2 separate regions of the Homo sapiens genome follow, and region 1 is linked to region 2. Evidence: read pairs that join two places in POLR2A ChIA-PET (ENCODE). Cell type or tissue: PC-9. All regions are shown on one strand. Links, peaks and the distances in the headings refer to the core of each region. The heading gives the core; the rest is flanking DNA.

Region 1 (2,811 bases), core at 265-2,764, 380 kb before region 2:
CTGAGCTCAAGTGATCTCCCCACCTTGGCCTCCCGAAGTGCCGGGATTGCAGGTGTGAGCCATGGCGTCCGGCCAGTCATTTTCTTTGGTTTACACTACTTTACCCTTCTGGGCCCTACTTTCCCCAAATGAGAGCTAGAAACTCCTCTGTTGGGAGGTTTAAATGAGATGTGTCTCATAATTTGGAGGCATAGTCTTGCCCTGTTGCCCAGGCTGGAGTGCAGTTGCACAATCACAGTCCCAAAGTGCTGGGACTACAGGCCGGAGCCACATGCCCATGCCCAGCCTTGAGCACTCAACTTTCTGTTGCATCTACTTACTGGATACATCCCTACCCTCATAACATCTACTCTGTACATTGGCTTCTTTTTATAGTTACCCTCTCTCAGTCTCCTTTGACACCTACAGATCTTTTCTGGCTCACCCTAAGGGTTCAGTATTGGCCCCATCTGCCATCTGGAAGTGGAGTCCCACTTCTGTTGCTCTCTGCTGTGCTGCATATCCTGGCTCCCAACTGCTCCACCCTGGTGAAACTGTTCTCATTGCTATCTTCCAGATTTTCTGCAGTCCTTTGCTTGTGACGTGATTTCTCCTTTCCAAATTATCAGCTCCTTGAGGGCAGAAACCGAGTCTTAGGTTTGTGCCTTCTCTACATTCTCTCCACCCTTCATAGACATGCAGATACGTGGTTGATTTGAGTAAGGAAAAGTGATTTGCCTGTCAAGGATTTTAGTCACACTTGGAGCCGAAAGTAGGGTTTCCTAAATTACTGAGGCTGTAATTGACTACTTTAATCTTTCATAATCAATAGACTGTCCCTAATGGGCAGTAGAAAGGACACTGCTCAGTAGTGGCAGGGAGTTTGCAGCACAGACCTTGACTTCAGGTGTCCTGAATTGGCACGCTCTGCTGATCTGTTCCTGTTCTACACGCACTCCTGCCAGCCCAGTGTAGCCTCAGGCCTGTTGGGTCTACCCAGGAGCATGGCAGAATTATATAGCACTTGGTACTTAGGAAATGTTTTTATGGTCAGTTTTAAACTTATAAAATCAAGATTGAAATATAACAGACAAGAAAACATAGGTACAGAGGTAATTTGGCAGAGGTCCTACATCAAGCTAGCTAAGGTGTCAAGTGAACCTGTTCTCCCATGTGTTGTTATTGATCTGTGTAGGAATGTACTGAATTTCACGAAACACAGCTTATTTATTTAGGTAGTAGTCCCCCAAACTTGAATCTAGTGAAAGGTGGCAGACATTTTAGCTCAGAGTTTTCTGACATTTGATTTTGTAAATGAATCGGTGGGTAACAGATCTGTGTCATCCTATGTGATGTGATGTGATGTCATCCTATGTGATGTGTACTCTGGGGTACTCACATCCTATGTGATGTGTCTCAAGTGACTGTCACACAGTGGACACTTTACCAGTGCTAGCTTGAATGAGGTCTACCTCCATGGCCCAGCCCTGCTGCCCCCTAGTGATTTCATTGAATGGGATGAAAAGGTAAAAAGTGCTTAAGACCTGTAGAAGGGACTACATCAGGTAGGGTATGGGAATATTTAGGACTACTTTGGTAATTATTGAAAAGTCTAGAGTATTAAGCCACTGGTGGTTTTGTGAGGCACGAGTGAGTTGAACAGTTTGGTGGGCTTTGGTGTATCTTTGCTCCAGAATTATATCACCAGTTAGCTGTTAGGTGCTGCCATTTGGTAACGTGCCAACTTTTCAAAAATGGTTTGCCCCAAACTAGATTTTTCTATCTTCTCCAAAGCCAGAGCCACCTTCCTGTCCTAGTGCATTTTTAGCAGTGCCCCGTCATCTTACTGGCATTCACCTGGGCTTCCTGTGCTCAATCAGGGGTCAAGTCTGGCCTGATCTCAGTTCCACAGTTCCTCTACTCTGTAAGTTCGAGCACAATTAGCAAGCCTTCGCACCTCCATTTTCCTTACTTAGCAACTACATCAAACACCCGAGAGTTTATCATCTCTCTTCATCCTCACCCTCCTTTTTAGTTTTTATGTATATGTTACACATTCATACACACAAACATACCTGCATATATACATGTGTTTTATACGTCCCACACAACTGTGAGCTGCTTACATACAAGACAGTCTTTTAACATCATTACGCATCACTAGATGTTTAATGTTGAGTAATGAATTTAAACTGTTTTTAACATTGACCCTCCATTTTTATGGTTTTCCACATGTTTATACTGTATCTTGTTTTTTGTTTGTTTGGTTTTGTTGTTGTTTTTTGTGCTTTTTTGTTTGTTTTTTGTGTTTTTTTGTTTTTGTTTTTTTGAGATGGAGTCTCGCTCTGTAGCCCAGGCTGAAGCGCAGTGACACAGTCTCAGCTCACTGCAAGCTCCACCTCAGCCTCTGAAGTAGCTGGGATTACAAGTGTGTGCTACCACACCTGGCTAGTTTTTGTATTTTTAGTAGAGACGGAGTTTTACCATGTTGGCCAGGCTGGTCTTGAACTTCTGGCCTCAAGTGATCCACCCACCTTGACCTCCCGAAGTGCTGGGATTACAGGTATGAGCCACTGTGCCCCGCCTTTTTGTTGTTGTTGTTGTTTCTTCAGTTGGAGACAGTCTCCTTCTGTCACCCAGGCTGGAGTGCAGTGGTGCCATCACAGTTCACTGCAGCAACAACCTCCTGGGCTCAGGTGATCCTCCCACCTCAGCCTCCCAGGTAGCTTGGGACTACAAGTGTGGACCATCACTCCCGGCTAATTTTTTGTATTTTTTATAGAGATGGGGTCTTACTGTGTTGCCCAGGCTGGTCTTGAACTCCTGGCTTTA
Region 2 (2,811 bases), core at 304-2,803:
AAAAAAAGAAAGAAAAAAGAAAACCCAGGACAGCTAACGGGGGCTGTTCAGGATATGCTGGGAAGAAGCGGTGGTGACTAAGGCGGGAGAAACCCTCTACCCAGGTAGCTGCTGTAATATTCCATCCGAAGAACATTCTAGTAGGTCATAAAAACCTAAAGGGGGTCGGGCATGGTGGCTCATGCCTATAATCCCAGCGCTTTGGGAGGCCAGTGCAGGAGGATTGCTTGAAGCCAGGAGTTGGAGATCAGCCTGGGCAGCATAGTGAGAACCCATCTCTACAAAAAAAATTTTTTTTAATTAGCTGGGCATGGTGGTGGGTGGTGGCGCTTGCCTGTAGTCCTAGCTACCCAGGAGGCTGAGGCAGGAGGGTCACTTGAGCCCAGGAGTTTGAGGCTGCAGCGAGCTATGATCACAAAGCTCACATCACCTCACTTCAACCTGAGTGACAGAGTAAGACCCTCTCTCTAAAAGACACACAAACACACACACACACACACACACACACACACACCCTAAAGAGAAATGCAAATATATGCCCATGGTAGAAATTTGGAAAATACAGAAATCTAACAACCCAGATGGCTGTTCATTTTTATGATGATACATTTCTTCCAGATTTCCCCCCAAGCTTATTAATTTTACATCTCACTGTTCTTCTTTCTATAAATTTACACATTTAACCTTAAAACATAAACATGTTCCCATGTCTTTAAAAAGCTCTGTTCCCTCTTCAGGCTGTATCATGGTTATGTAACTACCCTGTCCCCCAGTTATGGACATTTGAGCAGCCCCTCACACCACAGACACCTAACACTCACGTCACACTTTTTTTTGAGACGGAGTCTCGCTCTGTCCCCCAGGCTGGACTGCAGTCGTGTGATCTCAACTCACCGTAACCTCCGCCTCCCGAGTTCAAGCAATTTTCCTGCCTCAGCCTCCCAAGTAGCTGGGATTACAGGTGCCCGCCACCATGCCAGGCTAATTTTCCTATTTTAGTAGAGACGGGGTTTTGCCATGTTGGCCAGGCTGGTCTCGAACTCCTGACCTCAGGCGATCCACCCGCCTCGGCTTCCCAAACTGCTGGGATTACAGGTGTGAGCCACCATGCCTGACCACGTCATACTTACGATTTGCCGGTTACAAAGCCCACTCACGTTACCACGTCATCTCCCCAAGTAGCTGGCCTTATTGGAGGGGACTGAGGCTCAGAGAGATTAAGCAGCTTTCTCAAGGTCACACAGTAGTGTGGTAGAGATTTGAACCTAAGTCTTTACCATTTTATTATACTTCGGAACCCAGGGCAGGCTCTACCACTAGCCTAGGGCTTGTTGTGTGTCCCTGAAGTGGGTTGCAGCCACGCCCTCTTTCCCACCACCCCTCTGGTCTCATCCACACAGGGTGGCTCTTTGCTGTCCCCTCCTGGCTACCAGCAGCTATTACACTGGTCCTGCCTGTGTAAACCTTTAGGCTTGTAGTTAATCCTTTGAGTTCATTTATTTGTACAACAAAAATGTATGGAGGGCCAGGCGCAGTGGCTCACGCCTGTAATCCTAGCACTTTGGGAGGCTGAGGCAGGCGGATCACAAGGTCAGGAGATCAAGACCATCCTGGCCAGCATGGTGAAACCCCGTCTCTACTAAAAATACAAAAATTCGCTGGGCATGGTGGCGCATGCCTGTAATCCCAGCTACTTGGGAGCCTGAGGCAGGAGAATCGCTTGAACCCGGGAGGCAGAGGTTGCAGTGAACTGAGATTGCACCACAGCACTCCAACCCGGCGACACAGCGAGACCCTGTCTCAAAAATAAAAAAGAAAAAAAAAAGGAGAGAGAGGTGGAAAGTCCGCAGGTGAAGCCCAGGGAGAAACTTACTGAAGGGGGTGATTGGTTGCACCAGCCTCTGCTGGGAGGTCAGTCCTAATGCCTGAGAGTAGACGGAGGTGCTAAGCAACAGGTTGCAGTGGGATGGTTCAGAGCAATTTTGGGGGAAGTGGTGGGGACCAGAGTGGAATAGTGGGCTCAAGAGACAATGAGAAAGGCAAGTGATTGAATCTGCCAAGGACCAAGCACCAAAGTGCCAGCTCACTGCCACCCTCAGTAAAGACTAACTTGCCCTTTCCCCCAACTCCCCTCCCAGAAGTAGCTTGCTCTCCTCTGCCTGCCACACATCGGGGGGGTCAGGTCTAAAAGGATCACCTTTTAGAGGGCAGGAGAGAATGAACAAGAGTTGAGAGTGGAATGGCTGCAGAGAGGGCTTTCTTTTTTTTGGTGGAGGGAGGGGACAGAGTCTCGCTCTATTGCCCAGGCTGGAGTGCAGTGGCGTGATCTCGGCTCACTGCAACCCCCGCCTCCCGGGTTCAAGTGATTCTCCTGCCTCAGCCTCCCGAGTAGCTGGGATTACAGGCGCGTGCTATCGCGCCCGACTATTTTTTGTATTTTTTAGTAGAGATGGGGTTTCACCATGTTGGCCAAGCCGGTGTCAAACTCCTGACCTCAAATGATCCACCTGCCTCAGCCTCCCAAAGTGCTGGGATTACATATATGACCCACCACACCCAGCCAAGAGAGGGTTTTAGAGGTAGGAACAGCAGCTGCATGATCTTCAGCAGATTCAGTAGAGAGGGAAGTGAGCTGTGGGAGAGGAAGGAGGATGGGGGGAATGGCAAGAAAAGGAGCACCCTGCTTAGAAAGGGAACGGAGCTGGGTGTGGTGGCTCACGCCTGTAATCCAGCACTTTGGGAGGCCGAGGCAGTAGGATCACTTGAGCCCAGGAGTTTGAGACCAGCCACATAACAAGACTGCATCTCTAT

What was found. Peaks named below come from ENCODE experiments on the same cell type or tissue, not always from the same donor. Only the 100,000 strongest peaks of a DNase experiment are listed, where the experiment ranks them.
Region 1: POLR2A ChIA-PET joins it to region 2 with 5 read pairs; 3 of 35 experiments call an interaction of 5 or more read pairs at or near these places.

Annotation. Positions count from the first base shown.
Region 1 is chr7:74,182,417-74,185,227 of GRCh38, forward strand. The region is part of intron 1 of EIF4H (eukaryotic translation initiation factor 4H); the gene reads left to right. Among named protein-coding and RNA genes, the nearest start is that of MIR590, 7.4 kb to the right of the region's middle. In PC-9, for the core only: CTCF peaks have their summits at 1,459 (motif pointing left) and 1,658; a DNase peak (open chromatin) is centred at 1,465; H3K27ac peaks cover 1,303 bases.
Region 2 is chr7:74,565,525-74,568,335 of GRCh38, forward strand. The region is part of intron 22 of GTF2IRD1 (GTF2I repeat domain containing 1); the gene reads left to right. Among named protein-coding and RNA genes, the nearest start is that of MIR10525, 29 kb to the right of the region's middle. In PC-9, for the core only: CTCF peaks have their summits at 1,419 (motif pointing left) and 1,622; a DNase peak (open chromatin) is centred at 1,427.